6 separate regions of the Mus musculus genome follow, and regions 1, 2, 3, 5 and 6 are each linked to region 4. A link is a loop called in an ENCODE intact Hi-C map of the cell type or tissue named here. Cell type or tissue: left cerebral cortex. All regions are shown on one strand. Region 1 holds the start of Taf8 (TATA-box binding protein associated factor 8). Region 2 overlaps Trerf1 (transcriptional regulating factor 1). Region 3 holds the start of Bysl (bystin-like). Region 4 holds the start of Tomm6 (translocase of outer mitochondrial membrane 6). Region 5 has its middle 9.6 kb from the start of Taf8. Region 6 holds the start of Usp49 (ubiquitin specific peptidase 49).

What was found. Hi-C counts contacts between places; a loop is a spot of excess contacts. Peaks named below come from ENCODE experiments on the same cell type or tissue, not always from the same donor. Only the 100,000 strongest peaks of a DNase experiment are listed, where the experiment ranks them.
Region 1: a loop joins it to region 4, with 6 times the contacts of the local background. A loop is called at or near these places in 21 of 42 quality-filtered maps.
Region 2: a loop joins it to region 4, with 2.1 times the contacts of the local background. A loop is called at or near these places in 8 of 42 quality-filtered maps.
Region 3: a loop joins it to region 4, with 3 times the contacts of the local background. A loop is called at or near these places in 19 of 42 quality-filtered maps.
Region 5: a loop joins it to region 4, with 3 times the contacts of the local background. A loop is called at or near these places in 21 of 42 quality-filtered maps.
Region 6: a loop joins it to region 4, with 5 times the contacts of the local background. A loop is called at or near these places in 23 of 42 quality-filtered maps.

The regions. Positions count from the first base shown.
Region 1 is chr17:47,501,169-47,506,168 of GRCm38, reverse strand. Taf8 (TATA-box binding protein associated factor 8) reads left to right here and starts at 3,878. Exons shown (of 9, transcript NM_022015.4): 1 at 3,878-3,938; 2 at 4,729-4,885. The coding sequence starts at 3,900. It also overlaps a transcript of Ccnd3 not described here. In left cerebral cortex, CTCF peaks have their summits at 2,929 (motif pointing right) and 3,983; DNase peaks (open chromatin) are centred at 1,080, 3,917 and 4,109; H3K4me3 peaks cover 2,486 bases; H3K27ac peaks cover 2,238 bases.
Region 2 is chr17:47,357,108-47,362,107 of GRCm38, reverse strand. It overlaps Trerf1 (transcriptional regulating factor 1), which reads right to left. Exons shown (of 17, transcript NM_172622.3): 17 at 1-3,198. The coding sequence ends at 2,877. Among named protein-coding and RNA genes, the nearest start is that of Mrps10, 9.3 kb to the left of the region's middle. In left cerebral cortex, a CTCF peak has its summit at 1,946 (motif pointing left); DNase peaks (open chromatin) are centred at 536, 1,337 and 1,903.
Region 3 is chr17:47,608,970-47,613,969 of GRCm38, reverse strand. Bysl (bystin-like) reads left to right here and starts at 2,478. Exons shown (of 7, transcript NM_016859.3): 1 at 2,478-3,063. The coding sequence starts at 2,799. It overlaps Gm20517 (predicted gene 20517), which reads right to left and starts at 2,385. Exons shown (of 9, transcript NR_157366.1): 1 at 2,278-2,385; 2 at 853-1,007. It overlaps Med20 (mediator complex subunit 20), which reads right to left and starts at 2,385. Exons shown (of 4, transcript NM_020048.4): 1 at 2,278-2,385; 2 at 853-1,007. The coding sequence starts at 2,291. In left cerebral cortex, CTCF peaks have their summits at 2,472 and 2,675; DNase peaks (open chromatin) are centred at 2,435 and 2,684; H3K4me3 peaks cover 2,428 bases; H3K27ac peaks cover 1,239 bases.
Region 4 is chr17:47,686,016-47,691,015 of GRCm38, reverse strand. It overlaps Gm20517 (predicted gene 20517), which reads right to left. Exons shown (of 9, transcript NR_157366.1): 9 at 4,277-5,000. It overlaps Usp49 (ubiquitin specific peptidase 49), which reads right to left. Exons shown (of 7, transcript NM_198421.2): 7 at 4,277-5,000. Tomm6 (translocase of outer mitochondrial membrane 6) reads left to right here and starts at 2,630. Exons shown (of 3, transcript NM_025365.3): 1 at 2,630-3,117; 2 at 3,728-3,828; 3 at 4,008-4,371. The coding sequence starts at 2,990. The coding sequence ends at 3,824. It overlaps Prickle4 (prickle planar cell polarity protein 4), which reads left to right. Exons shown (of 7, transcript NM_001290337.1): 4 at 305-442; 5 at 755-958; 6 at 1,530-1,734; 7 at 2,177-2,542. The coding sequence ends at 2,499. It also overlaps Tomm6os and a transcript of Frs3 not described here. In left cerebral cortex, CTCF peaks have their summits at 930 and 2,001 (motif pointing left); DNase peaks (open chromatin) are centred at 1,708, 2,057 and 2,886; H3K4me3 peaks cover 3,062 bases; H3K27ac peaks cover 2,356 bases.
Region 5 is chr17:47,509,387-47,514,386 of GRCm38, reverse strand. It overlaps a transcript of Ccnd3 not described here. Among named protein-coding and RNA genes, the nearest start is that of Taf8, 9.6 kb to the right of the region's middle. In left cerebral cortex, a CTCF peak has its summit at 3,040 (motif pointing left); DNase peaks (open chromatin) are centred at 2,610 and 3,101; H3K4me3 peaks cover 616 bases; H3K27ac peaks cover 1,529 bases.
Region 6 is chr17:47,627,373-47,632,372 of GRCm38, reverse strand. All of the region lies in intron 3 of Gm20517 (predicted gene 20517), which reads right to left. It overlaps Usp49 (ubiquitin specific peptidase 49), which reads right to left and starts at 1,683. Exons shown (of 7, transcript NM_198421.2): 1 at 1,458-1,683. In left cerebral cortex, a CTCF peak has its summit at 2,603; DNase peaks (open chromatin) are centred at 2,197, 2,831 and 3,360; H3K4me3 peaks cover 2,269 bases; H3K27ac peaks cover 1,633 bases.

The DNA.
Region 1 (5,000 bases), 180 kb after region 4:
GGCTGGGCCCATTCAGCCACATCCAATTGGGATTTCAGGGGATCCAGTTGGCAGCTTGTCTTTCCCAGAACTGCTTCTGTCTATTCCTACTTCCTTATGCTGGGAACTGAGTGGTATAAGCAGGAGCTATTTCCCAGTTACCAGTATAGCCCAGTGCCCAACAACATTATTGCAATTCAGTTTGTCTCAAGGGGAAATAGTACCCCCAAGACAACCCCCCCCCCATCTAATACTGAAGTCAACAACCATCCTCTGGAAGCCACCCCAAACATCTCCTTCCCAGACAGAGTCTAGCCTTCAGCCGTGGCAGAGTAACTCAGCAGCATATTCTCTGAAACAATACCAAGCACACAGTAGGTGCTCACCCAGTGCAAAGGAATGCTGCTTCCTTGCAACATCAGCCCACTTCTTCAGTGACTACACCCCACCCCCCACCCTGGTCTACATTTAAAAGGATGAAGAAAGCTGAGACCCAGGACACATCAGATATCCACTCAAGATCTTCAGGAAAGTTCTCTTCTTTAGCCTCCCTCCTTGGGGTCTGCTCTACAACCACCAAGGCTGATATTTGCCGCTAAACCCCTTGGACTTGCACATGAGCCTGGAGGGAGGCTGTACCGAGGACCTACACACGTTTTGGTGGCTTGGAGACTTCTGGGGACTTCTCTGACCTTTGAGGAGCTAACTCTGGTCAATATATCATACTCAGTGGGAAAGTAAGCTACTTTTGGGGCCAAAACTGAGGTGAGAGGGAACCACTGAACCCACCCACCTGCTATTTCCACTTCTAGATCTCCAGCCTGGACATCTTAGTAACATCCTAGGTAAAGCTGGCAATGCGGACATCACGTGTATTCTGGCTTCTGCTGCCCCCAAGCCTACCTCTTGGCAGATGAACTCACCGAGCTTAGAAGGTGGCCTCTCATTCTCTCTCTCGCTGCAGGACATCTGTTTTTGGGCAGTACGAGTGATCACAACCCCGCCGGCCACAGACAGACCAGGGGCGTGCACTCCGTTTCCTGGGCACCCAAACAAAGCGAGTGTCCACCCCCACAGGCGCGCGGTGTTTACAAAGTCCGCGCTGCACCGCAGAACTCGAGCTGGAAGCTGAGCAGGAAGTGGGGACGAGGGGGCGGGTGAGACAAAGGCGCTGGGTGCTGAGCTCTGCCTGGGTCTGGTCTCTGACACCCAGCGAAGCAGGCACGAGAAAGGTCATCCAGCTCTGAACCCTACTCTATTCATCGGGTCTACAGACCTTGGGCCGGGGCGGGGTTGCTCCGTCAGGCTTAGGGGTACACATTGCAGAGGGATGCCTTCTGAGTATCTGCAATTCCTGGCGAACGCTGCCCAGGAAGTAAACAGTAGACCTGAGTTCTTAACTCTTACCACAAACCCAGGTACCCGCGACACCTGTTATCTCACCCGTTATTTCACCTGGGCCCCCAGTTATCACGTGGGGGAGACTGAGGCACGGTGAGGTTAGGTAACTGTGACCAGAGTTTGAAGGCTAACAAGCCTTAGGATTCAAACCCAGCGACAGCATCTGGCCAGGCATAACCACCCCTGCCCCTGTCCCCTAGATTAGGATGGATAAGGAGAGGCAGTCTCTCTTGAAGAATTTCCAGACCGTAGAGGCTGATGGGTAACATGGGCACACAGTTCTGGGGGTGAGAGAGACAGGCTTCTACGCTCACTAAGTAAACACTAGAGGCAACAGTGCAGGAGAATCACCCAAGGAGCTTGGTGGTAAGACAAAAGCCAGCACCCAGGTATAGGCTGTTGCCTAACTTGCAAGAAAACCCCGGGTTCCCCTAGCACTACTTACATTGAGTAAGACGGTGAATTATTGTAGCCCCGGATCTCTGGAGAAGGAATGGGTAGGATAATCAGGGTAGGGTGTTTGTCTTTGTTATTGGTCTGTTGCCTGAAGACACCACTCACGACCAAGGCAACTCTTGTAAAAAGAAGCATTTAATTGGGTCTGCTTGCAGTTTTAGAGGTTTATCAGTCATGGTGGGGAGCATGGCTGTGTAAATGGCGCTGGGACAATAGCTGAGGACCCTATGCTATATCCTGGTGTGCAGGCTGACAGAGGCTCACACTCAGAGACAGAGAGGCAGGGATTGAGAGAGAGACAGACAGACAGACAGACACTGGGCCAGGTGTAAGCTTTTGAAACCTCTAAGCCCACCTCCAGTGACACCTCTCCTCTAACAAATTGCCCAACTCTGGTGACTTAGCATTCAAATATTTGAGCCTAGGGGGTCCATTCTTATTCAAACCACCATGACATTCAAGGGGCAAAGTTGCTCCAGTTAAGAGTACTCTTCTCTTCCAGAGATTCAGTTCCCATCATCTACCTGGCAGTTGTGACACTCAATATGAGTGCTCAAATTTGGGTCATCTCCAAGAGCAGTATGTGTTTGTTCTTTTTTTTTTTTTTAAGATTTTATTTATTTTATGTATATGAGTACACTGTAGCTGTCTTTTAGACACACTAGAAGAGGGCATCCAAACTCATTGCAGATGGTTGTGAGCCACCATGTGGTTGCTGGGAATTGAACTCAGGACCTCAGGACCCCAGGAAGAAGAGTCAGTGCTCTGATTGACCACTGAGCCATCTCTCCAGCCCAGTATGTGTTCTTAACTACTGAGCCACCTCTCTGCCCCAAAGTGTATTTTTAAAAGAGATTTATTTGTTTCAATTATATGAATACACACACTGTAGCTGTCTTTAGACACACCAGAAGAGGGCATTGGATCCCATTACCGATAATTGTAAGCCACCATGTGGCTGCTGGGAATAGAACTCAGAACCTCTGGAAGAGCAAGCAGAACCAAAGTGTTTTTTTGTTTTTAAATATTTATTTATTGCATACATGTGGGTATATTGGTCTTGTCTTCAGACACACCAGAAGAGGGCGCCAGATTTCTTTTTCTTTTTTTAAAATATTTATTTATTTATTATATACACTGTAGCTGTCTTCAGACACACCAGAAGAGGGCATCAGATCTCATTACGGATGGTTGTGAGCCACCATGTGGTTGCTGGGATTTGAACTCAGGACCTTTGGAAGAGCAGTCGGCGCTCCTAACCGCTGAGCCATCTCACCAGCCCCTCTTTTTCTTTTTCTTTTTCTTTTTCTTTTTTTTTTTTTTTACAGGGTTTTCTCTTTGTAGCCCTGGCTGTCCTGGAACTCACTCTGTAGACCAGGCTGGCCTCGAACTCAGAACTCCACCTGCCTCTGCCTCCCAAGTGCTGGGATTAAAGTCGTGCACCACCAAGGCCCTGCGAAGGCGCCAGTTCTCATTGTAGATGGTTGTGAGCCATCACGTGGTTGCTGGGAATTGAACTAAAGACCTCTGGAAGAGCAATCAGTGCTCTTAACCGCTGAGCCATCTCTCCAGACCCAAATTGTATTCTTAGTGTATTTCTGAGAACTTACTTCATACAAATGGCTTTGTTTTTGTTTTTATTTTTATTCTTTTCTTTTCAGGGAAAGGGTCTCCTTATGTAGTCCTAAACTGGCCTTTAATTCATTGCATAGCCCACGCTAGCCTGGAACTCTAGATCCTCTGGTCTCAGCTCCAAAGTGCTAGGATTACAGACGGCAGGCTCCTGGACAAAATATGTTTCTTTTAACTCAGTGCATCTCACAGTGCGTCTTCCAGATCAATTGCTACAGCTACTGACTTAAGTGTCCAAGAAAGCTTGGGTCACACAACGCCACGTGAGCTTGGGCTATCCCGAGCTCCCTCCACCCCCACCCCAGACTCACACGTGTTCGTAGAGCTTTTCTATAAGGCGGGGCACCCGCGGCCCCGCCCTTCTCCACCTCCCACCCCGCAACTACAAGTCCCATCGTGCCCCGCGCTCACGCACACTACGCAAGAGCAAGATGGCTGACACGGCGGCCGGGCCTGGTGGCTCCGGAACGGTAAGGGTGGAGAGGCGCGGCGTGAAGCCGAAAGAGTTTGGGTCTTCTGGATCTCTCCCACGGTTTGGGCCACGGTCTCGAACCGAGAAGCCCAGGCCCGCTCTGAGACCCGGGGCTGGAGAGTATCTCTGGCCGTAGGCGGTCCCCGCTGCTTGGCTTTTGGCAGCGGCCTCCTGAATTGCTGCATCTGAGACTTGATTGGCTTGTTCCTTGTTGAGGTGGGAACCCGGAACTCCTTCTGATTGGTCTGAAGAGGCTGTTTTTATCCTCTTACTGGCCGGCCGAAGTTGGAACTTCGTAAAATATTTACTTGCTCTGCCTTTCTCTGCGGTGATGCCTAGCTCTCCTCTGCATCCTGTGGTGGTAGCTGGTTTAATTTTCCTGGTTACTGAAATGGTGTGATGGGACAAGAAGATAGTAGATTTATTCGCTCAGTACCATCATTCGTGTATATATTCTTCCTTTGCTTTTCCCTCTCTCTTCCTGCCTCCTCTCGCGCCTGCCTCTGCCTCCCGGGTGCTGGGAATAAAGGCGTGCCCACCACAGACCCGCTCCTGTAACTTTGCTCCAGAAAGAAGTGAATGGGGCTGGAGAGATGGTTTAGTGGTTAAGACGGACTTGCTGGTCTTTCAGAGGACCTGAGTTTGGTGGAGTGGCTCACAATCACCTGTAACTCCTGCTTCACGGAATCCGGGCCAGCGCGGCACCTGCACTCGCAGGAACACACACACGCGCGCAAAACACACACATCTAGTGGTTCAAAGTCTCACTCTGGGCTTCTGATTTCCAGAGACCGGGAAGTAAGCAATCCACTAACCCTGCTGATAACTACCATCTGGCCCGGAGGAGGACCCTGCAAGTGGTTGTGAGCTCCTTGCTGACAGAGGCGGGATTTGAGAGTGCCGAGAAAGCGTCTGTGGAGACACTGACAGAGATGCTGCAGAGCTGTGAGTACCAAGAAACACTAGGCCCGCTGTTTCCTTTACAGACCCCCCCCCAGCTCCGTGAACTCCATCCCAGATTCTCTCTCCCCTTCTCTTGGAAGACTGTTAGAGACTCAGC
Region 2 (5,000 bases), 330 kb after region 4:
ACAAACCAAATCTAAAACAGCATGACACGGAACATTTTGGGATGGGAGACAGTCTAGGATGCCCCAGATCATCATCATCTCATCATCATCACCATCATCACCATCATCACCATTATCATCATCTTAATTTAAGGAATGCACCTCTAAAGGACAGGTCTACAAAACATCTTTATTCATTTGTTACATGTGGTGTTTAAATAGAATGTTGCTTTCCAGCTTCAAACTTTTTTTTTTCTTTTTCTTTTTTAAAACCCCTGGAAAATAAGACGTTTGATTCACCTTAACAAAAAACTGACCTAGGAAGAAACATTTTTTAGCAAAATGTTATTATAAAATTCACTAGAAAATACTGTCCTCTTCTCTTTTCTTTTTTCTTTTTTTTTTTTTGCCAAAATGTTACATAAAATCCTTATTAAAAATACACGCATTAAAAATACATGAGAAGACTCCACACAGCACTTGCCGGTGCAGAGGGAGGGAGCCGCATTCCGGAAACGTACAGTTAAGCACATTAGAAACGACGATGCTAACTTAGAATAGTGCAAATCTGAGTCACATCCTGATCTGAAGGCATGCAGTCACTGGCCGAGAACACGGCCGAACCAAAGCACAGCAGGAAGCAGGCACAGCCACTATGTAAAAACGTTTTCCTTTTTATTACATTAATTTTTTTCAAAAATACTTTTCTTTACAATAGAACTCCTAGAAAATATTTACAACCTTCCTCTAATAAAATATAACAGCAGTTAAATATATTTGAAAATAAGATGGGTTTTTTTTTCCATAAAATATATCTGTTAACTTTTTATATACAGGCTTTCTCAAAGGAAATCTAAATCCATTACTGAAAAACCATCGCATCAGTGGGAGCCGTGTGAAGACATTAACCATTAGGAAGAAAAGTTCTTTGGGGCCTGGGAGGAGGGGCAGCTGAAACACAACACGCACATGCAGGTAAAATCATTTCAGGAAAAAAAAAAAGTGCAATATTTTAATCGGAAGTCAATTAAACTTTAAGCTGATAGGAAATACAAACACAGGTATCTGAACTGTCTCATTAAGGAGGAGTTCTTTGGTTATTTCAAGTCAAAATATTCCTTATGCTATTCTGCATGACAAATCAAAATGAACTGTGCCTTGGATATCGGCGGTGGCAGGTCAGCTCGTTTCTAAGGTTTCAAACTGGGCAAATCCCCAAGCGGGAGGACACCAGCTTCCTTCCTCAAGTTCTCTGGGCATTTGCTCTTTTCTGTAGCTAAGCAGACGCCACGACAGACAGGGCCTTGGGGTCTGCTGAGGAGAGGCCGCTGGAATGGTTTTAAAGGAAGCGCATGCAAGATGCCCAGGGAGTTCTTAAAGCAACGCTGCTGAGATCACACACAGGCTACTACGACAAGCCTCTGAAACAACAGCGAGGAAAATATACCCCCACCCCACCTAGGAAGGACCTCAAGAGAGTTCTAAAAACAGTGATGGACAGGAATAGAATCTTGGTAAAGAGTCTTCTGTTTGTGGCTTTCCTGAGACTCAGAAGCCACTGCCTGAGTGGGGGCTGTGGTGGGCCACGGTGCCCTGGCCCCGAGTATGTGCCAAATGGTTTTGTAGAATCCAATGTGAAGGGTGTCCAACCCTACTCCTCCACTAGGATGCTCGCTAATGCCACGCTGATCACGGGCCAGCACAGAGCCCAGTATGATAGCTACGCTTACACAGAGCTGGGGAGCTAGTCTACTCAAGGAGGGTTAAGACCTGAAGACACCTGGAGGCCACAGGCCATGATCACAGAAGGGAGGCTGACAGGCGCCCCACTGTGCCAGGGGCAGTGGTCCAGTCTGACTGTGCACTAGCAGTGGGAGGGGGTCAGCCTAACTGACAGGGAAAGCCTAGGCAATGACCGTTTTGTGGGATTGCAGGTTTATTGCCTTCAAGTACAAATGGCGCCCCCTGCTGTCGGGGACAGAGCAAAGCCATGTAGCTTAGAGAAGTCTGGAATCGCTTTGGTAAGTGACTTGGAACAAATACATTCATTGTTTGAATGCGAGCACTGTAGCAAACTTGAGTCTGGACACATTTGTGTTGGCTTTCAAAGCACTTTCCATCTGTATGTGTTAAGAAAAACCCTATCTCTCTGTAGCTAACATCTAGGCAAAGCTCAGACCAGCACACACGTTAGAGCAAGTCAGAGTGAAAGAGGTTTCACAGTACGTTCAAGTGGTGCAAAATAAGTTCAGAACTCCACTGGCCACGGACCATGTTTAAAACAGAAGGGGGGAGGGGGAGGGGGAGAGGGAGAGGGAGAGGGAGAGGGAGAGGGAGAGGGAGAGGGAGAGAGAGAGAGAGAGAGAGAGAGAGAGAGAGAGAGAAATTCTTCTGATTTGAGAGAAAGAACTCTTGCAGGTCAGAACAGAATAAAATAATTCTTCGTGAGAAAACATGGCCTAAAGTCCCAGAATGAATGGGATAACCTGCTACCTACCTATACACACACACACACACACACACACACACACACACACACACACACAGAGCAAGAAGTTTGGACATAAAGGCAACCAGGGTGGCTGACATCTGAAAGCAACACGAAGGAGAAGGCTTACCCCAAAGGATGCAGCCTCGTGAGAACATAGCCCAGATGAGACACCTCTTAAAGATAGTTGTGCCAATTTTTTTTATTCCCCCCAACCCCCAACAAAAACAATGTAAAAGAAGGTAAAAGAGAAAGAACTGGATTTTTCCCCTCCCTTAACCTGAAGAAAAGGACCGCTTTTTAAACAGGTAGTTTAAAAGGGTTTCCAAAGGAGCAGGAAGTCCAGGTTCTACGGGTGACAGAGGTGGAGGCCGTGGCTTCTGTGTCTCTAGGTGATGAACGGGAGGGTTTAGAGTTCTGTATCACCCTGAAGCAAAACCGAATCTTGGTCGTCCAAGAGAAGATCCGTGCCTACCACCTCGGCCTCGTCCATGACGCCTAACTGCTGGACCACATCGTCATCCAGGATGTCCACGTCCTTGACTGGCTTCATCAGACTCAGTTGGTCCAGGGGCAGCAGCTCGGGCGCCCCCACCGGCCCCGTAGTCCTCTCGATGGTGGCTGCCATTTCTGCTGCGAAGGCTGCCTTCTGAGCCTTCTGCCTCTGCTGCTCCTCTTGCTGCCGGTGGGTTTTCATGTGCGCATTCCGGCTTTTGATCTTAAAGAAGACCCTGAAAAGGAGGGAGAGAACAGCCTGTGAAACCTCTGGGCCGACCTTGGTTCCTAGAGATACAGATGCCCTTTTCCCACACGCTCCTGCATGTGCTTCGGGACTGTGGCATACAGGTCTGGTCTGGGGTGGCTTCTTCCTGCTGTGACCAGTCATCTCTCTAAGCACTATGAGGAAGAGGAATGGGGACAGGAAAACTCAGATGGTGTGTCCTGTTTCCTTCCTGTGCTAATGGAGACCGCAAAGGGTGTCCAGTCTGTCCACTGTCCAGCAGGTGCTCCTGCCTCTCTTTTGGCCTCCTTCCACCCCCACCACTGGGATAAAAGGATGCCAGAGTCTCTAGATCAAGGGTCCAGCCTGTTTATTATTCTAGGCACTGGCATACAACTGTGTGTTTGGGATGTGACAGGAAAGTGAGGCGGCGAGGCAGAGAGCAAGGTCTGCACATGCCACAGGACTACTACCTAGGCCATTTTCAGGAAAGTCAGCCCAGATATAAGCCTGTGTTTATGGAGAAAGAAAAGCATAGATACAATTTAGTCACTCTCCCAAGCTAACCGACCAATCAGACAACCAATCAACCCACCCACCCAGCCTGAGTTCTCCAGGTTGACAGGGCTTCTATCTGGACATGTGGAAACGAACAGGATCTGAGCAGCTGACAGAGGCAATCTGTGGAACTGGTTCAATGTTGTTCCTATCTGGAAAACCTCAGGAAATGTTTCTAGTTTTCATAAAGTCTTACTTGGACTTCAATAGGAAATGATCTGGAGAGGGGCAGGCGAGGGCTGGGAAAGGGTCTGAGAGAAAGCCTGACCACAGGGGCTGGAGAGATGGCTCAGTGGTTAAGAGCACTGACTGTTCTTCTGAAGGTCCTGAGTTCAAATCCCAGCACCCAGATGGTGGCTCACAACCACCTGTAATGAGATCTGACTCCCTCTTCTGGAGTGTCTGAAGACAGCTACAGTTACTTACATAAAAATAATAAATAAATCTAAAAAAAAAAAAAAAAAAAAAAAAGAAAGCCTGACTACCTTCAGTTCTCCCCCGTCTCTCTGGACCCACATAAGGATGGAGGGAGAGAACTGACTCTACAGAGCTGCCCCCTGGCCTCCCACGTATCTCCTGGCATGTGAGTGGGCACACACTAAGAACAAATAAAATCAAAAAGAAAGAAAAGATCCCAAGAAACATAAAGACAAGACAAGAAAAACGCTCACTGTGTGCTTTTGAAGGACAATTGGGAACATGAAATATCAGGTAAGCGCTCTCTTGCCCACACTGATCAGATTCTACACATCTGTATAGACAGTGAGACTTCCTGCAGACAGGACCCAAGTCTGAGCATGCGGCTCACTGCTTTACACCCACTTTTAACACATGGCTGAACATAAAAGACAGGCTCTCTTGTAGCTCAGGTTAGCCCTCAACTCCATATAGCCAAGGGAAGACTCTGGGTCCTCCTGCTTCCATTCCATTCCATTCCATTCCATTCCATTCCATTCCATTCCATTCCATCCATCCATCTATCCATCCATCCATCCATCCATCCACCTGTTGGGGGTTGTTCTGGTATTCAAATGCTAAATACTGTCCCCCAAGATCTGGTTGCAGTCCAGAGAGCATATTCTCCTGTTGTGTAAACTTTGCTTGCTAATATTTTCTGACTGGCTAAATAAAAGTGGCCGACAGACAATTACTGGCAAGTGGTATAGAAAAGACGTATTCAGTTACCAGGTTAGGGGTTGCAGGTAGTGACCACGAGGTAGACAGAGAAGGAGAGAGAGGACGGAGAGAGAAGGA
Region 3 (5,000 bases), 77 kb after region 4:
GCCAAGATGGCTCAGCGAGCAAGAGCACTGACTGCTCTTCTGAAGGTACTGAGTTCAAATCCCAGCAACCACAAGGTGGCTCACAATCACGCATAATGAGATTTGATGCCCTCTTCTGGTGTGTCTGAAGACAGTAACAGTGTACTTAATAAATAAATCTTTGGACCTGAGCAAGCACGGCCGACCGGAGCAGAGGTCCTAAATTCAATTCCCAACAACCACATGAAGACTCACAACCATCTGTATAGCTACAGTGTATCCAGAGACTATGGGCACTGGGCACTGGATTCCCTAGGACTAGAGTCAAAAACTGTGAGCTGCCATATGGGCTCTGGGAATGAAACCCTGGCTTCTAGAAAACCAGCCAGTGTTCTCAACTGCTGAGCTGCTTCAGCCCCAACACTATTCTTTAATGAAGTAAGTGCTTCCCGTTATTGTGTACAATTCTTGTTTCCTAAGAAAGGTTCTCAGTCTCTAGCCTAGGCTGGCCTTGAACCCAAGTTTAGTTCCCAGTACCCATATCAGCAGAAAGCTCATAACTACCTGTGACTCTAGCTCCAGAGGATCTGATACCTCTAGCCTCCATAAGCACCCACACTTGTGTGCATATAGCCACACACAGGGGCACAAGTGCTTGTACACACACACATTTGAAAATAAAAACAAATCTTTAAACAAATAGATCAAACTGCAAACTGACCACCATAATATAAGATGGACCAAGAACGAATGAGGCCACAAACACATCCTGCCTCAGTCAGGACCGCTACCCTTGACAGAAAAGCAAGCAGATCCATTAACGTAAATACTCTAAGCCATGCTCCTCCCATCTGCTCTCAGCCATCTACTGACCTTGGCTGCCCAGGGTAGAGGCAGCTGTGTGGTAAGTCTCACAGTCCACACAAAATGTCCCTTGTTTCTCTGCTCCAAGCATCTCCAGTTTCTTGGTGAGGAGCTCCACTGTCTGCTGGAGACTCTTGCCCTCAGCCACAGGCATCTGGGACACACTGAGAAACACAACGCCAAGTCAGCAGGGTCCAGAGACACAGAGCTTCTGGCTAAGCCACTCAATTCCCCAACAGGTAACGGATCAGCAGGGCTAGGAGTTACTTAGACATCTCTGATCCCCACCCATCAGTCCCCAAGAGTTCCTGGAACTCACTTGGTAGACCAGGCTGGCCTGGAATTCACAGAAACTTGCCTGACTCTGCCTCCCAAATGTTGGAATCAAAGGCATCAGCCCTCAGATGGATTGCCTGACTCTTCCAAAGGCCCCAGGAAAGGCCCTGTCCTGTATCAACTTACTGCAAACAGGGAAACTGAACTCTAAATGACTCTGCTGTGATCTGTCTTCATTGCTCACAGGCATTCTTTACAGTAGGGTAGAAGTATGAGATGAGGCTCCTAGTGTCAACTGTGGCAAGAGCCTTCCTTTCACAGGGCAGACCTGTGGCCCCTGGCCTCCAAGCTTCTTTAACTGGAAAGAAGCACACCACTACCAAGACTTTTAAGTGCTGAGGCCGAGTACTTTAAAATTAATACCCAGAAAAGCACGGTGCCCAAACCTTACCAACTGCCTTTTTATCAAGTGAGACTTCAAACATGTTTAAGATAAAAGTCAATCAAAACTGTCTGAAGCCCAGGCGATGGTGGCTCGCGTCCGTTTCATCCGTGCGCTTGAGAGGCAGAGAGAGGCAGGTGGATCTCTGTGAATTCGAGTCCAGCCTGTTCTACAGAGTGAGTTCCGGGCCTCCCAAGCCTACACAGTGAGACACCCAGCTCGAAAAATTGTCTCTGCCTGGTACTCCGAACTCCAAACTCCCAACCGCTCCTTTCCTCCTACCTCTGTCACTAGCCCCAACACCTTAAAATGGCCAATTCAAAGTCTGTAACTGCAAGCAAAATAGAAAAGTCACTTTCTCCTCGCGCCACTCTTATCCCTTTCTGCGAACAACTCCTAATCTAGAAACCCTATTTCTAACCTTTGGGTGCTAGTAGCGACACTACAAGGCCTCAAGGACAGGAAGAGGTACCAAGAAAAAGGTACAACTCCTGGCGGGTCCTAGGGATGCGCTGCTCCCTTTGCCAAAGGGGTGTGTCTGGGAAGAGAGAAGTCCCACGCAGTGTCCCCCATCCACACAACCGGAAGACATCTTGGTCAGCCCCCCGAGGAACCGAGAACCTCGGTCAAAATCCCTTTCCCCGGGCCATCACAGGCCCACAGACACCTTCACGACCCTATATGCTCCGTCACCACAGAAGCCCTTCAAGTCCTACCACGTCACTCCCATAGCGAAGGATCAAAAGGTGGCGCCTCCAAACCCTCGAACTCAGAGACTCCAGACCTTCACGCGAACGGCGGCCCCCTAAACACAGGAAGCAGTCGTTGATCGACCGCCGGAAATGCGCAAATACTGAGCGCCGCGGCGACACGCCCACAGGGAGCGCCATCTCTGGTACCCAGTGGTGACATTTCTAGAACGTCATCGACTCGGCTCCGCCCCCAAGGCGTCCAACGGGTTGACAGGACGCCCTAGGCTACTTTCATGAATTCTGGAAAAGGGTGACTTGGACATCCACCTTTCTAATGAGATTACCTGAGAATTTGGGGGCTCCTGCTATAGGTCCCGAAGCTCTTCCTGAGAGTAATAGATGAGGAACTTCCGGCCTCCTAACGCTGGGGGGCACTGTGATCTCTCAGTGGCCTCTTGGCGATCGGAACACACAGCGCAAGCGCAGTATCGGCTTTTTAGCCGGCTTCACACGTGTGAACCTGGTGGGCAATTTTTTCGGCCAAAATGCCCAAATTCAAGGTGACACGTGGGGCCAGCAATCGGGAGAAGCATGCACCTCTGGCCGAGCAGATCCTGGCTGGGAACGCAGTGCGCGCGGGGACCCGAGAAAAACGGCGGGGGCGTGAGGTCGAAGAGGAGGAAGAGTATGTGGGACCCCGGCTAAGCAGACGGATTTTGCAGCAAGCCAGACAACAGCAGGAGGAGCTCGAAACTGACCATGGGGCTGGTGATCGGTCAGCACCACCGCGAGAGCGCGCCACGCGGCTGGGTGAGTGACAAGGGGTGGAGTCGTGAGTTGGGCCGGTCTGACACCCCATCAGAATACTTTACCGGCGTGTTCCTCCACTTCCACTCCTGAATTCCAGAATTCAGAGTTAAGCCAACGAAAAGTGATCTCTCACACCAGTTCTAGCATTATTTTATTTTAGGTTTTTTTCGAGACAGGGTTTCTCTGTATAGCCCTGGCTGTCCTGGAACTCACTTTGTAGACCAGGCTGGCCTCGAACTCATAAAGCTGCCTGCCTCTGCCTCCCAAGTAAAGGCGGGTACCACCACCACCTGGTGGTCTAGCATTTATTTATTTATCCTCTGGGCGTTTGAAGTATTTGTGGACTGCCTGCATAATGTTTTGAGCTGTGTTAAGTTTTTAGGCAGTTTTGATACAGAAATAAGATATTCGTTCCTCCTGATAACACCGGAAGTCTAGCTCAAGGCACCCATTAAATAGAGTTACATATTCCAAGCAGGAGTGGCGAGGCTCACCTGTAATCCCAGCACTCGAGAAGCAAGGCAGAAGACCTTCTTGGCTATATAGTAAATTTCAGATTAACGAGCCCTGTCTCTCAAGAGAGAGGAAAAAAGTGATGATATTTCTATTTAAACAAAAAAGCAGATGAACATTAATTCTACATGGTGGGTATCCCAGATTTCATGTCCTTCGAATAAGACCTGAAAAGCAAGTGGGGACTGTCCCTGTCCCAGCGACAGGGGAGGGGAAACAGTATTGTTTACGGGCTAAAAGGGGGAAGAGGGGTGGGTACTGCCACCTGTCTCACTGGGGAGGAATTGTTGTTCACCTCCCAGTTGCTTAATCTTCCATTCTTATTTCTCCTAAAAAGCAATATTGACACATTTGAACATGGTTTTGGGCCTACAGCAGCTTTTTCTGTTTCTTTTAGTTTTTTTTAAAGTAAGGGCTCATGGAGCCTGGGATGGCATCTAATGCTGTAGGGGAGGCTGACCTTGAACTCCTGATCTTGCCTCTGTTTTCCATGTGGTGGCATGATAGGTGGGTGACACCACACCTGCCCTTAAAATAACTTTTTTTTTTTAACTCTGAGACTGAGTCTCGTTAAGTTGTTCAGGCTGGACTTGAACTTGCTGGGTGACCAAGACAAGGTTTGACGGTCCTTCTGTGGTGTCGTCAGGGAATTTCACTTTGAGGCCATTTGTTTGACAGCTACTTCCAGTTTTTTCTCCCTCAGAGTTCGTCCAAGAAAGCTCACATCTTTATATCCAGTGGTCTACCTGACATCTCCAAGTTGAATACTAGTATCTAACTCTAGTAAGATTGCGTCCAAGCAGGGCAGTGGTGGCGCACGCCTTTAATCCCAGCACTTACAAGGCAGAGGCAGGTGGATTTCTGAGTTCAAGGACAGCCTGGTCTACAAAGTGAGTTCCAGGACAGCCAAGGCTACCTAGAGAAGCCCTGTCTCGGAGAAGGAAAAAAAAAAATAAAAGAAGAAGATTGCATCTAAAACAGAAGTTGTGACTTCCTTCCCAAACTTGCTCTCTGTTTGCTACTTGGAGGTTGTTAGCACATTAGCTCCACTGCTCCAGTCAGAGTCCAGGCTTCCTCTTTCTCACTTCAAAGTAAATCCTGGTGATGTTGTCTTTAGAGTATTTCAGAGCCAGACCACTTTCCATTCACCTGAGACACTCCCTGATTAAGCTACCAGGGTCTCTCCCCTGGATCACTGTGGAAACATCGTGCTTTGAATTCTGTGACCTCTGTGGTCCATTCAGCAGCTAGAGATTGATGGCGTCCTGTCTGGTCTGTCTCTGTTTCAGGTCTGACCACAAGCTAGGGACAGGATAAGATAATGCTCACAGCTGGTGAGGTCCATGCTTTGAGAGAGCATGAGCCCTGACTTCCACTCACAGCAGCTTGTAGTTTCTGAGCTACAGTGTAGAAGACAGATCTCT
Region 4 (5,000 bases):
AGGCAGCTATGAAGCAGAGAGAACACACAGACCTGAAAGCGATGCTGAGATCTAGTTTCATGGGAACAGGAGCCAAGCTATCTGGTGACTGTTCAAAGTGCTAAGGGGCCCCTATGTGGTGGCCATTTCCATGGGCCCCAGAATGAACAGAACGAATTGCGTTCTCTTCCCTTTTTTGAGCACATGTGCTGTTCTCTCCCAAGGCTCTACTTCTTTCTGACCTGGTATCTAAGCCTTACAGAGCTTTCTGGTCCTCCTGGTGTTCTACCCTGAGGTCTGGGTGCATGGGAACCTGTTTCAGCAGGAACGCTACTGTCTGGCCCTAGGGGAGGAGGAACTGGCCCAACTTCGACTCTTCTGTGCCCAGCGGAAGCAGAAATCCCTGGGACAGGGGGTGGCCCGTCTACTGCCTCCTAAGCTTGAAGGATACACCTGTAAGAAGGTAGGGAGTCTGCCTCCCTCCTCCATCCCTGAGCCTTCCCCTTCCTCTATCCTTTGCTCTCTTGCTTCTGAAGAAGGGTCTTGGGGGACTTTGGTGGAGAAGTGGTTTCAGGAGCAGTGATTTGGTAAATGTTAAAATGGAAGCCAGGTTTGGGGGGGTTGGTGGCCTTTCTTGGGGAGAGGGGCCTGCAAGCACATATGAGAACAGTCAGATTGGGGGTTGTGGTAGAAGAGCCATGAAAGGAGCTAAGAAGAGAAGCGTCAGATTCTGATCAGCTCAGTGTCGTGCCCCCCCCCCCCCCCCACCTGGCAGTGCAAGAAGCTACTGGATCCAGGGGAGTATGGAGTGTTCGCGGCCAGGGCTGGTGAGCAGAGCTGCTGGCACAGACCCTGCTTTGCTTGCCAGGCCTGTGGCCAGGGCCTCATAAACCTCATCTACTTCTACCACGAGGGGCACCTGTACTGTGGCCGTCATCATGCGGAGCTCTTACGACCTCGATGTCCAGCTTGTGACCAGGTAGAGTACCAAGAGGAGGCACTAGGGGAGTTCCCAGGAACACACAGGGACAAGGAACAGGCTGCAGGCTCATCAGAACTAGGAACCAGCCAGGGCCACCCCATTCCCTTTTGTTCTCTTGAGGTATGGGCCTGTGGGACCTGACCTGTTGCCTTTATTTATCTCTCTCTCTCTCTTCCCCAGTTCGAGCAGAGGTCCTTAAATTAGTTTGGACTCAGAACGTTTCTGGATCCTTGAGCAGGTGTTTATCTCATCACTATGTCAGATGATCAATGCTGTGCTTGCCCAATTCTAGAAGGATCTTAACATCAACATGAAAGGCCGTATTGAATCTTGGGATAGGAGTTAGGGAAGCTCTGGGGTCCAACTTCGGACTGGGCCACCTGCTACGTGGACGTTCCGGCCCAAAGCCAATCACCCTCTCTGAATCCAAAAGTCACAAAGTACTTCAAATCAGAACGCCTGTGGGCATAGCGTTAATGGGTATAAGGCGTGGTTATTGGATGAATGAAAGAATGGGTGAGTGAATGAATGAATGAATGAATGAATCGGTTTCCTTTCCCTCACCCAGCTGATCTTCTCCCAGCGCTGCACTGAAGCAGAGGGACAGCGCTGGCACGAGAACCACTTCTGCTGCCAGGACTGCGCAGGGCCCCTGGATGGGGGACGTTATGCCCTGCCGGGGGGTAGCCCATGCTGCCCCAGCTGCTTCTCAAAACGCTACAGAAGTGCGGGCTCTAGCTCAGTAGGAGTAGCGGAAGGACAAGCGTCTTTTGGTAAAGGAGGGGACGGTGCAGATCTTAAGGGGAGGGAGCGGCGGCTTGGGCTGAGCATAGAAGGGGGTAATTTCCCAGATCAGAACCCTTCGCCCCATGCCTACGCTGTCCTACCCGCTCCAGCAACACCCAGTCCTCCCACCGCAACCCCCAGACGCGAGCATTGGGGCCCGCAGCTCTCACCGCGCGTCCCTGGCCTGCGAGCTCCAAAGGCCTCTTGAACCCACCCGGCGGGGCTGCGGCGCCGGACTCGCTCCCAGGCGGGGGAGGCGGTCGCCCACTGGTGGACGGAGGCGGGGGGGCCCCTGGGGTAGACTGGCGGCAGCGGTGGCGCGCACGGCACAGCCTGGGGCGGGGCGGGAGGCTGCACGCAACCCTGGCCCGCCTCTTGCACAAGGACTTGGGGGCTCTGAGATGGGCATTTCTGATGGGTTTGGAACAGAGGAAGAAGGACCCGATCCAAGCGTCGGCTGGAACCGTGCCTCCTCGGATGACAAGATCACCTCCCGAGCTGCGCTTCTCTCTGCAGTTCCCACTCTCACCCTGGAAACCCTGAATGGGGCATCCAAACGGCAGGATAGAGACGGCCCACAGACACCCGGGAGTCCCATAGAGGACAGCCCCTGCCCCACCTGCTCCTCTTCCTCTGAGTCGGAACCCGAAGGCTTTTTCTTTGGCCAGCGCCTTCCAGAGCCCTGGAAGACCCCCGAAAACCTGCAAGCAGATGACAGAGACATCTCCAGGAAGCACTGCACCATTTGTTAGTGGCGCGGCCTGGAGATCAGGGTGGTGGGATTGGGGTGGGGTGGGGTGGGGGGACTTATGTAGCGAGATAACAAGGCTGTGCTGTGTAAAGACCGGACACAGAAGGCAGCCAGGCACGCGGGATAATCCCATTGGTACTGCACGCTCTCTGACCTGAAAGACACTTTCTTGGGAGCATCCCACTGCCCAGCGCCTACAGGGTGAGCTAACCCCTATCCGCAGAGGCTGGGCTAGCCTCACCGTCATCACCTTGCTTAAACTAACTGGGTTGTAGAGCAGCACTGGGAACCGACCCCCGTCCCTGGGAGGCGGGGCCGCGGGGCTCCGCCTCCGATCAGGCGTCCTGGCTCTACGAACTCCTGGAGGAGGTGGGGGCGGGCCTTCTCGCTCATTTCTTACGCTGATCGGCGGAAGTGCGGAGATCGGAAGTTGCGCAATCGGCTTGCGACGACCCGGTGCGACGCTCGGTTGGTACGTGCTTAGTGCTGGTATGGCTTCCAGCGGAGTGACGGTGAGCGCCGCCGGGTCGGCCAGCGAGGCCTCAGAGGTTCCAGACAACGTGGGAGACTGGCTCCGCGGTGTCTTCCGCTTCGCCACCGATCGAAACGACTTCCGGAGGTAACCAAGCCCGGGCCGTCTCTGGTCCTCATAAACTTAAACTTGTATTTCCTTACCTGGTGAGTCTGGCATGCATCCCCAGAGGTTTTATCGCTTTGAGAACCTTGTGGTCTCGTGGTGGCAAAAGACACCCTGTCACGTGGCTTTCAAGGAATGACGCTCCGGGCTACAGCGATAGTTCAGACGCCAAGCCTGAGGATTTGGGATCCATGGGACCCGCCGATCCATGAGACCCGCAGGGTACAAGAAGAGACCAACCCCTGCGGGTTGTACTGACCTCCACACGTGCGCTGTGTCGCGTGCACGCGCACGCACATACACAAATTAAAGAACGTCATATTTTTAAAGAAATCGCCCTAACCTAGAAGGCAGGGAAGGGGTGCCAACGCATAAGCAAATTTTAGCCCCCGCAGAGTACTAAGTTGGCCTTGGCTTGTGTTAGTAGATGCGAACGTAAAATTCTCATGTGCATATTAGGAGGACATACCCCTGTATCAGGTGTCAGTCAGCACCTCCAGAAGGTGGTGCTGAGAGGAAACTTGCCATAGTATGTCATTAGCTGCATGAGACTCTCGGACTGTAGGGTTAATGAAATGTATTCTTGACCCAGGAACTTGATCCTCAATTTGGGACTCTTTGCTGCGGGAGTCTGGCTGGCCAGGAACTTGAGTGACATTGATTTGATGGCCCCTCAGCCAGGGGTGTAGCCAGGTAAGACTTCACTTTCCCCTGCCTATTTCAGGAATCCTAAAAGATGAAGACAGCAGTATGTTCTGTCAGCTAGTCACAGAAGTAGGGAAGATTCTTGGGGTAAAGCCTTGCCCTTGTGTTTCTAGGTGAGAGCAGTTCTCCTGTGTTTCCCCGTTTCTGATGCTGTTATCTGCTTACAGAGAATGGAACTCCTGTGTATTCAGACTTTCCAAAGACAGCCTACTGTCTGTGACCACAAGATCCTACCTGAGTGGCAGCTGAAGTTGACTCCCTCTCCTTGCCTGAACCCCCCCCCACTGCCCCCCCATCCCCCAGTGTCGGCTGAGATGTTGCCTCTGCACGGTTCTGTGTGCAGTTCCCAACTTTCTGCAGAAGATGGTCCTTGCCCTTGTCCTGAAGAGTAGTAATGGTTCTTGAAAAAGATTTCAAATAAAGCCTGCACATAAAAGACAGGTATTTTATTCTTTTAATAAGAAACTTATTACAAAAACAAGGTGTAAAAAGTCCGCTTACAAAAATCAAATAAACATGACTTGTATTTCACACTCAAGAGACAGGCATGAGCCCCAAACATGATCTGCAGTGGAGATGAAATGGGAATGGGACCACCCACTTCCCAGGGATGCACACGTGCCGCAAAGCTGATTCTTGAGCAGTTCCTACTGCTGAGTCTTCCTGTAGGAAGAAGGTGGTGGTTGTCGTTTTAGTTTGCCAGGTGGGTTCTCCAGGGACCAGGGAGGCATTGTTGGGATAGAGTGAGACCTGGTGGCAGGAGTGGACAGTGATGTGTGGGTGGAGACAAACGTGTCAGGGAGCACAAGGAAGCAGCTTCCTTCACAAACAAAGGTGCTCCCTACCCTGAAATTCACACTGGTGCTGCTGTCTGGTGTTCTTCCAGGCACGCAGAAACCAGCACAGAAAGACTCCTGTACCAGGGAACCAGGTGGCGGTAGAGACGGGGTCTCCATAGTTTCATGTAGTCAATTGACTGGGTATTTTAAAACTTTTTTTATGCACCAGCCGCTTTGGAACTGGTTGTGGGTCACAGCATGCGTCGGAAAGGATTAGTGTGTCTGGGTCATAGCTGCATGACTGTTACAGATGTTACTTAAAAAAGGAAAAAGACAAAGCAGCTTTCCTGGACCTGCTGGCACATAGCTCATCCAGTCAGT
Region 5 (5,000 bases), 180 kb after region 4:
ATATACATATACATATATATACACATATGAATATATACACACACACACATACATACATATATGTTTTTTTAAAGAAAGAAAATGTATACAGTATATGCTCATGAGGAACACCCAAAAGGACTCCCAGCAGTTTTGTCTGAGGAAACTTTCTGAGGACCACCCAGAGGTACCAAAGTCAAGTTCAGTGGTTATACTAAGTCTGAGCCGACTCAAAAAAAGACTATCTCTCCAGAGATCCAGAGATCTGAGAGGCAGATTTGGTTGGTCTTGTGGACTAAGTCAATCAAAGAAAAGACAGATGCTGGCCCTAGGACCAGCAGGTACCAGCTGACTGGGAAGAAGGGAGGACTTAGGGACTGTACTAAGTGTCTGCTCTTGCTTGGTCATCTAGTATATCTGAAGGCCCGTGACCCCCAAGACCCTTCCCACTGTGGTTCGTGGGTCTGTACGGGACATGTCTTAGGAGGAGGGGAGAACAGAGAGGAAATAAGAGGCAGCCTTCTGAGCCACTGAGTGCAAAGAGCCTTCCCTTCCTAAGGTCCCCAAGACATCTTGGTGTGGTTCTCTTGCTAAAGATCCAACCCCTCCCAGGGTCTCATTCAAATTGGGCTCCAATCACAGCAAGCTCTGAAAATGAGCTCAGGAAAGATTCTGTGACAGCAGACAGAAATCTTCAAGGGACAGGCGGATGGGACCTACAGGTGCCCTCTCCTCCCCTAGCAGGGCCCCCCTCCTCCAGCTGGAGCTTAAGTTGATGCTCAAGGCCTGCATGTGTCTTGAGGCCCCGGCCCTGACTTCCTTTCCCAGAACTCAAGAGAGCCCAGGGGAGGGGCAGGGAGGAGCAGCCTGGAGAGAAGGGAGCAGAGATCCGGAGGAGGGTGGGCTGGAGCAGAAAATGCTGGGGCCAGAATCGGGAGGTTCTGGGATTGCCCCAACTTCAAGGACTCTGTCCAACCTTCTCCCCAAAGGCCAAAACTTTCAGGTCTATTTTTACTCTAGAGGAAAAAGGGCTGTGAGGCCAGAGCTCGGGCTGGGTGGTAGAGCATTTGCTGAGCACACACCAAGCCCTGGGATCCATCTGCAGCACCATTTAAACTAGGTCTGGTAGCGCATGCCTTGTAACCTTAGCCCTTGGGAGGGAGAGGGAGGAGGATCAGAAATTCAAGGTCATCCTTGACTGCGGAAGAAGCGTAAGGCTAGCCTGGGCTACGTGAAACCATGTCTTAAACAAAACAAAACCCATGCTGAAGAGAAGTAGCACACATACTTCTAATCTTAGTACCAGGGAGTCGGAGGCAGGCACTATGAGTTCAAGACCAGCCTGGTCTAAAAAAGGGAGTTTCAGGTCAGTCAGAATTGCATAGTAAGGTCTTGTATCAAAAAATAAAAAGTGTGTGTGTTTATATGTGTGTGTGTGAGAGAGAGAGAGATGGAGTCATAGGCGAGATGATGAAGAAAGAAACCAAAACTGGTTTGGGATTAACCCCCATGCCCACCCTAAGGAGTAGAGGCTGGAAAATGACTTCTGCTGTCAAGAAGACAGTAACTATCACTCATCAGAAGCCATGGCCTGCCTGGCCCAGGGCAGGACTTCGTATTATCTCTTAAGTCGAATGCAGGTTAGACTCTTTACCCAGCCATATCCTATGCCTCGTTTCCTCACCTGCAAAGGCAGAATAATGCCTGTCTTGCCTGGGATGTAGCTGAGTGACAGAGTACTTGCCAATATGTACAAAGGCCTAGGTTTGAGCCTCAGCATACACACAGACACACACAGACACACAGACACACAGACACACAGACACACACAGACACACACACACACACACACACACACACACACACACACACGCAAGCGTGTGTGCTTGCTTCATTGGGCTGTGAGGCCATTAAGATGCTCCTTAGCATATAGTAAACATTTAGCTGGTACTAGCCACCATGAGGGAAGGGTCACAGGTGAGGAAACAGACACCAGAAAGGAACCTAGCAAGAACCAAGCCAGGCAGCTTATCCATAGGGACTGCTCTCTGGCCCGACCACCATAGAATGAAAATGGATGGTGAATCCCCATTTGATGCCAAACAGCCCTATCAGTCTGCCAGCTGAGCTGTGTGAAACTTAGCAAGAAGCTTAACTTCTCTGTGCAGCGGCTTCTTGGCCTGTCTCCTATGTCCCTTGAGCTGACGGTGGTTAGGAAAGAATGAATTATTAAGTCTTTGGAAATACTAGCCAGACTCTGTTCCAGGGCTGTTCACTGTGGCCATCTTGCTCACTGTGGGCCGAGTCTGCTGTGTCCTGTAGCCCACTGACCGTAAGGCCTTCTTAGTTCTCTGTCTCTGTCTCTGAAACAAGCTCTTGCCCAGTAGTCCTGGCAGGCCTGAGCTTGCCATGGAGGCCAGGCTGGCTTCAAATTCCCAGAGATCCACCTGCCTCTGCCTTCCTAGTGCTGAGACTAAAGGCCTGCGCCATCAAGCCAAGCAAGCAATAGCCCTTAACGGGTCTGACCGGCTGCAATAAGATCTGGCCCGGATACAGGAAGAACCAGCCCCACCTTCAAAGAGGCATGGCTAAGTCTCTGCTTTCTAACCTCAGGAGAGGCTGCTGGGGAATTTTACCCAACAAGGGAGAACTAATTCTTTCAGAAAGGTGTGGCTTCCGAGGCCCTTAACAGGCAACAATGTAAGTGTTAGACCCTTTGAAAGGTAGGAAGGGTCATTCCAGAGTAGCTTCCCTGAAAATGTGCTGGCGCCTGCTGACACTTGGGTCCCTCGGAGGCAAGGACGACGGAAGGTCAGGAAGAGTTGTGGGAGGGCCCCTGCCTGCGCAAAGGAGCACCTTCTCCCAGCGCTGCACACTTGGGCCAGAGCACATTTTATGGAGATTCTGCCTGGTCCGGTCAGAACAGCTCTCTGTGTAAACAGCTGGGAATGGGGTGGGGACAGAGGTCCCAGGAAACCAGCTGGCGCCTGAAGGACCAGGTGGGGTTCTTCACCCAATCCGGGGGCCCCTGAAGTGACACTCTGGGCTATAGCTCCATCTGGTGGACCAAGTGTGAATACCATGGGCCGGGGCCAGCGGCAGGCCGAGTGATGACGCAAGGGGGCCTCGGTGAGTCACCCAATTTCTAGGCGGAAAGGGGTGGAGTCTTCGCGTTGACACTCTGGCAGAGGCCCTAGGTGCATGCGCTCTAGACTCCTGTAGCTAGGACTCACGTCATTAGGCTGGGATCACACAGCTATTTGTTAGAAAGTTCTTACATTTTTGCCAAGTGGGCGTGGTACTTTCCATGCCTGTAATCCCAGCTCCCAGAAAGAAAAGGCTGGGGTTGCTACAAGTTCAAGGACGGCCAGGTCTGTTTACAATAGTACGGGGGTTGGGGGGAGGCTATATGGCAAGGCTCAAGCAATAATAATAATAATAATAATAATAATTCAAAACGCATAACCAAACAAAAAAAATCCATCTACTCAAGAAAAACGTATGGGTCTGGAAAGCCAGAGAACCAGCTAAAAGCTTGTCCTGCTCTTGCAGATGACCCAAGTTCAGTCCCCACACTGTGTGGCTCACTTCAGGCCCTTGCATTTATGCACACAGACACACAGAGACACATAGTTACAAATAAAATAAACATTTTTGTTTCGTCCTAATGCATCCCAGAACTACCTTAAACATCTAAACGCTTCTTGTATCTCCTTCAATTTCTGGAGTCTAACTTCACTTTTTGATGCTGCCTTGCTTGAAAGCTTTACAGCCTAGGCCCCTTCCAACTTCCAATGATCCTCCTGCCTCAGCTTCCTGAGTGCTGGGACCACAAGCATTCACTACTACTTCCAATACCACTGCATTTATTTATTTTCCTACTTAGCTCTCTTTTGTTTTTGTTTTGGTTTGGTTTGGTTTTGGTTTTTCGAGACAGGGTTTCTCTGTGTAGCCTTGGCTGTCTTAGAACTCACTTTGTAGACCAGGCTGGCCTCGAACTCAGAAATCCACCTGTCTCTGCCTCCCAAGTGCTGGGATTAAAGGCGTGCGCCACCACGCCCGGCTGTTGTTTTGTTTTTTAAAGATTTACTTATTTATTATATGTAAGCACTCTGTAGCTGACTTCAGACACTCCAGAACAGGGTGTCAGATCTCATTACGGATGGTTGTGAGCCACCATGTGGTTGCTGGGATTTGAACTCAGAACCTTTGGAAGAGCAGTCAGTGCTCTTACCCGCTGAGCCATCTCGCCAGCCCTCTCCTTTGCTTTTAAATTAAAACTATTACTTATACGCCCGGCAGTGGTGGCGCACGCCTTTAATCCCAGCACTTGGGACATATTTACTTGCAAAGACTCCCTCTGTGTTCTACCCCAAGCCCTCCCCCTCTCCACACATCACACCGTACCATCCGTATTATATTTTTGTTTTAAAATTGTATGTGTATTGGTGTTTTGTCTCTACCTGGGTCTGTGCACCGTGTGTGTGTGTGTGTGTGTGTGTGTGTGTGCGTGCGTGCGTGCCTGTGCGTGTGTGCGTGCCTGTGCGTGTGTGTATGTGTGTGTGTGTATGTGTGTGTGTGTATGTGTGTGTGTGTGTATGTGTGTGTGTGTATGTGTGTGTGTGTGTGTATGTGTGTGTGTGTGTGCGCGCGTGTGCGTGTGTGCGTGTGCGTGCGTGTGTGTGTGCGTGTGTGTGTGTGTGCGTGCGTGTGTGTGCGTGTGTGTGTCTGGTGCCCAGGAAGGTCAGAAGGAGCAGAGTTACATAGACTTCCTCCTGGTGGGCAGGAAGATAGGGTGAGGGGATGTAGCTAGGTAATACTGGTGGTGAATTCCAAATTCCCAAGATGAAAGGTCTCTTCTTCACTCTCAGGACCTGAGACAAAAGCCTGGCAGCTTAAAACAAAAGTTTTATTGAGTTTCTTCTCCCACTCCCGGACCCCCTGCTGATGGACTTCAAGCCTGGAAGGTTTACAGGCCAATCAACCATCCTATCTTTTTTCAAATTGACCAACCCTAAATT
Region 6 (5,000 bases), 59 kb after region 4:
ACCCCCACACAGCTCACAAACGTCTGTCACTCTAGTTCCTGGGGAATCTGACTCCAGCTTCTGCAGTGCCCCTCTGCAGACACCAGGCATGCCTGTGGTATACAGACATACATGCAGGCAAAGCACCCATACACATAAAATTTAAAAACAATTCAAGAATAGTTTGTACCCCTGTCCCCCCAAAAGAAATTATACTTTACTTTTCACATTATTAAATATGAAGAAAATACTCATTAATTGTCTTAATTAAATATAATCACTTCAGAATGAAAAATCACTAAAGCACACTACCAATAAAGAATAAGTTTAAATTTGTCCCCAAATTCTCATCTTCCCTTTAATTTCCAAAATGGTCTTATAGTGCCAGAGAGATGGCTTATTGGGTAAAAGAGCTTGCTGCCAAGCCTGACTATCTGAGTTCAATCCTCGGTACATAAATGATGCGAAGAAAGAGCCAACTTCCACAAGTTGTCCTCTGACTTCCATAACTGCTCCACATACATACAAATAAATGTAATTATTTTCATTAAAAATGTGCCTTACAAATCAAAGGGTTCTAAAGAATATTAATATGCCCTTCCTATTCACAATCATACAATACAACAGGCAGAGGGACTGCAATCTTATCTTACAGAAGTTTTTTCATAAAAGGTACTCATAAAGCCATTATGCAATCTAAAAGATGAGTTCACAGCTCTAAAACTCTCCTCAGCTCTGCAGTCAACCTTTCTCCATCACTGTCTGAAGATCTGGGGAGAAATTACCCCATGAAAAATGTTCCACACAAAGCTGCAAGCAGCATACGAACTCAACGCCCTTAGAGCAGTGACTTCAGACTCCTGCTCAGTAAACTTCCCTGGTTAGTTATTTCTCTTTCTCTCTCTCTCTCTCTCTCTCTCTCTCTCTCTCTCTCTCTCTCTCTCTCTCCATATTCTTCAGTTGCTGAAAACAATTAGGCAGAAATCTGTCTGATTAATAAAAACCAAATGAACCATGTCTTTCTCTCCCCAACGGTGTACTCTTCAATGAGATGCCCTGGCCCTGGCCAGCGTCGTTAGCTCTAAAACAGCTCCTCCACCCACCCCAACTACCACATCCCACAGGCACATTGTAAATAAACACAATTCATTTACCCTTTAGCACAACATTAGTGAAACCAAGAGGTTTTCAGCACCCAAGGCTGCCAATTTTTCTATCCCACAAGAACAAAATCAAGTAAAAATGGGTCTCATCTTTTCAAAGTGGACATGAAAGTGGATTTTCAGGCGAAAGATGGAAACTGGATCCAAGACTCCTTGAAGAGAGAAAAAGGTTTCTGGAATTTCCTACTATTAGGGACAAAAGGACTCACAAATTCAATACACATTTCTCTTAACAAAGAACTCCTATGCTGCACCCCCATCTGGTCCCCCACTTCTCAGTCTTTTCCCCCTGTTTCTAGGTCCCCTTTCACTCACCATGGTTCCTTATCTTCTGCACCAAAGGCTCTCTACTTCAGATCCTTCACTACAGCGTTTGTGCCCTGCCCCTTCCAGACCTTCTGGGGCACTTCAGGGCAAAACATTCGTTTCCCACTCCTGTGCAGCCCACCCCAGTTCTATACCCACCAGGACTTCCCTAGCTTGCCTTAATCTCCTTTCTCTTTCCCCACTCCCCATTCCATCCTTTAATTCCCAGGGCCCATCTCCTCGGGTTGCCTTTCGGCCAATCTTTTGACTCCACTATCTTTACCTTGCTGAACCTCCTCGACAAGCAATTCTCCAGTTTCCCAGCTCACCATCATTCCTTCCACCCCGCTTCTAGCGTCCTTTCAGCGTTGTTTCTTTTTCTCCCAGAACTGTCCTATTAACGCCCAGCTCTCAGCTCGCTTCCCGTTAGCCCTTCCACTAACGTCCGATTCTTGATTCCACCTGGTTGTGATCCAGGTCTCCTGTCTCCCTCACTTTACAGAATTTACACCCCTCACCAGCTACTGACCCACACCTTGTCGATCCCACCCCAGCGGCTCCCAGCCCTTCAGCTCATCCCCAGCTCTGCACTAGTTCACACCCTTGTCACGTCTGGCTCTTAATCACTCTCCTCCACTCCCAACTACTACCCCGGCTCTGCTCCTTCCTTGTCTTCCACTTGCAACTCTTCTGGCCCTGGCCCAACACCTCCCACCTGCCAAGCCTTGCCTCTTCCAGACCCCTGCTCCTAGCCCTGACCCCGGATCCCTCTTCCCAGCCCCGGGCTTCCTAACCTCATCCCGGGGCCAGCCTGGGTTTCTTTCTCACTCCACTCTCCGGCTTCTAACCCTTTCTCTCCTAATCCTCTTCATCTCCTACTCAGCAAACCCTTCCGTCCCCGCCCCAGCCTGCCTTCCCCTCTCTCCCTTCAAACCTTTCACCTCACAACCCAGACGTCGCCCACCCCGCCAAAACGCAGCGTCCGCGCGCCGGGACTCGCGCCTTCGCTGTCGCCGCCCGCCGTCCCCGCCCCGGGCGCCCGGGGCCCGCCGGCGTCGCGGTCCCGCCCCCTGCCGCCGCTCCTCCCGCCCGCTAGGCGCACGCCGCCTTTGTCGCCCCTCACCGGGTGTGTGAGGGGATTTTTTTTTTTTTCCCTTTCCTTTAAAAGGGGAGGGCCGGCATGCCCGGGCCGCGTGTCCCCGCCTCCGAATATCTGCGCGAACTCCCAGCCACTGCGGCCCCTCACGCCCCCCGGGCCGCCCCCTCGGCCGCTCCGCCGGCCCTCCGCCCCCTTCCCAGCTCCCTCCCCTCTCTATTTACCGCCATCATCAGCACGCGCGAGCTGTCACCCGGGCGCAAGACGAGCAGGCGGACCACGCCCCTTATCGCCCATTGGCCCGCCTGTCAGAGCCCCGCCCCCAGGTCCCGCAATGCGCCAACGGCGCACCTTCCCGGCCGCGACCTGGGGCCCCGCGCCCTTTACGCAGGTTTGTGCCGTGGGCACCAAGTTTCGGGTCAGCGGCTGTGGCGGGCCGGTGTGAGAGGCTAAGACGCGGCGCGGCGCGGCGCGAGTCACCGGCAAAGTTTGGTTGAGGTACGGAAGAAGGTTTCTAGACAAAGAGGCTCTTAAAGGTACAGAGTCTACTGTCTGGCCCTCCTCCTTAAAGGGCCAGGCACTTTTCCGAGCGCCCCACCCCCACCCCTACGATCTGTAAAGGTAAAGGAATTTTGCATACCCTGCGGCTTACCTTCTGCACGTCTCGCTGCTCCAAAGAGGCCTTTCCCACTTCCGGGTATTTTTTTTTTTTTTTTGCGTTTTCTTTACGGTGTAGCAGCAGCCAGAGAACACACACATACACACAGTTACTCTTGGCGCCCTGACACACACACACACACACGTACGTGTGGACTTTTACCACGGATGACTCAGGCGGCATTCAGCTGTCTTATGAAATCCTCTTCGACGGGACGGAAAAAGGTTCATCGCTCCCCAAATGGGGACTGGGAAATAAATCAGACCTAGATGGCAGTAGCCCCAGGGACTTCCGAGAGGGATAAGGTCCATTTTGAAACAGAAAGACTCCCTTTGCAAGGTAGGCAAGCTTCCTGGGTACACTGGCCTGCCAGACCTTGCGGGGAAGGGTCCCTCCAAATAAGATATGTTACAACACCCAAGACAGCCTTAGGCGGCTGAAAACACTTTTGTTTTAAGAAAAACAATAAGAAATAAACGTGTATTATATGTTACAGTGGTTCAAGGATTTATGTCTGTAAATATGAAGGAAGCAAAAATTTGATTGTGGCACAGGAGGAGAACTCAAGTCCTGGGAGAGGACTGAGGCCCTGGGTTTAGTTCCTATGGTGGAGGGAACCCTGCAGTATAATTCAAGAAGTCTCCGGACTACAGATCCCTAATTAGAGCCACAACTTGGTGCCTCTCGTTGTTGTCCCATTTAACAGTTTTCTTTGGGAATTCTAAGTTGTGACTCCTTACAAAAGTGAATAAAAACCTTAAAAGGTGCCTTTCTCCTCTTGCCCAGCTCCCAGCTGCTTTCTTGGAGCAGGCAGTATCTTAGTGTTCTTTCCCTAACAAGGTGCTTTTCTGAGTGAGGAAGTTGTGCACTTCCAACAGCTAGAAGGAAAATCAACCCACCACCACATACTACATACTACATCTTTGGCTCTTGAAGTCTGTGCTGCCTGGAAAGTGCAAAGAATCTCAAGAGCCTTCCAGAGGGTCTCTGAGACCCAAAGTAGTATTAAAATAATATGGAAAATAAGCAGCCTTTGTTGTTTGACTGTCATTTGCACTGACAAGAAAAAAGACACATGGCTCAGTGGTTAAGAGCACTGACTGTTCTTCCAGAGGTCCTGAGTTCAAATCCCAGCAACCACATGGTGGCGCACAACCATCTGTAATGAGATGCAATGCCCTCTTCTGGTGTGTCTGAAGAGAATGACAGCACACTCACATAAAATAAATAAGTCTTAGAAAACAACACACAGGAGCAATAAGGGCAAAGCATGATGGCACAGTGGGTAAAGGTGCTGCCAATCAGTCTGCCTTCCACTTCCATCTCCTGGATACATATGCTTGCAAGATATCCTCCATCCTCTGTGAAACAAACGTGTGTGTGTGTGTGTGTGTGTGTGTGTGTATGTGTGTGTGTGTATGTATGTAGTTTAAGGGGGTGGGGGTGGGGGGCTAGATGGTTCAGCCTATGAATCACTTACCACCAAGCCTGAAAGCCTGACCATCTGGATTCGATTCTGGGACTACATGGGAACAAGAAATGATGCCCAGACATTGTCTTCTCACAGCAACATGCATGTGCCCAATCACACATGTACAAATAGAACGCAATTTATAAAAAAGTTTTAGAAAGAACAGTGAATACCCGTTGCCTTAGCACAGAAGCCTAATCAACTGTAGGAAAACCACAGACGCATCCAAGTGTTCTTTGATGGCACAATATAAACACATACATTTTAAGACATGTATGTTTTATGTGTGTGTGTGTAATGTCTCACTTGGATCCCAGGTTAAATTCT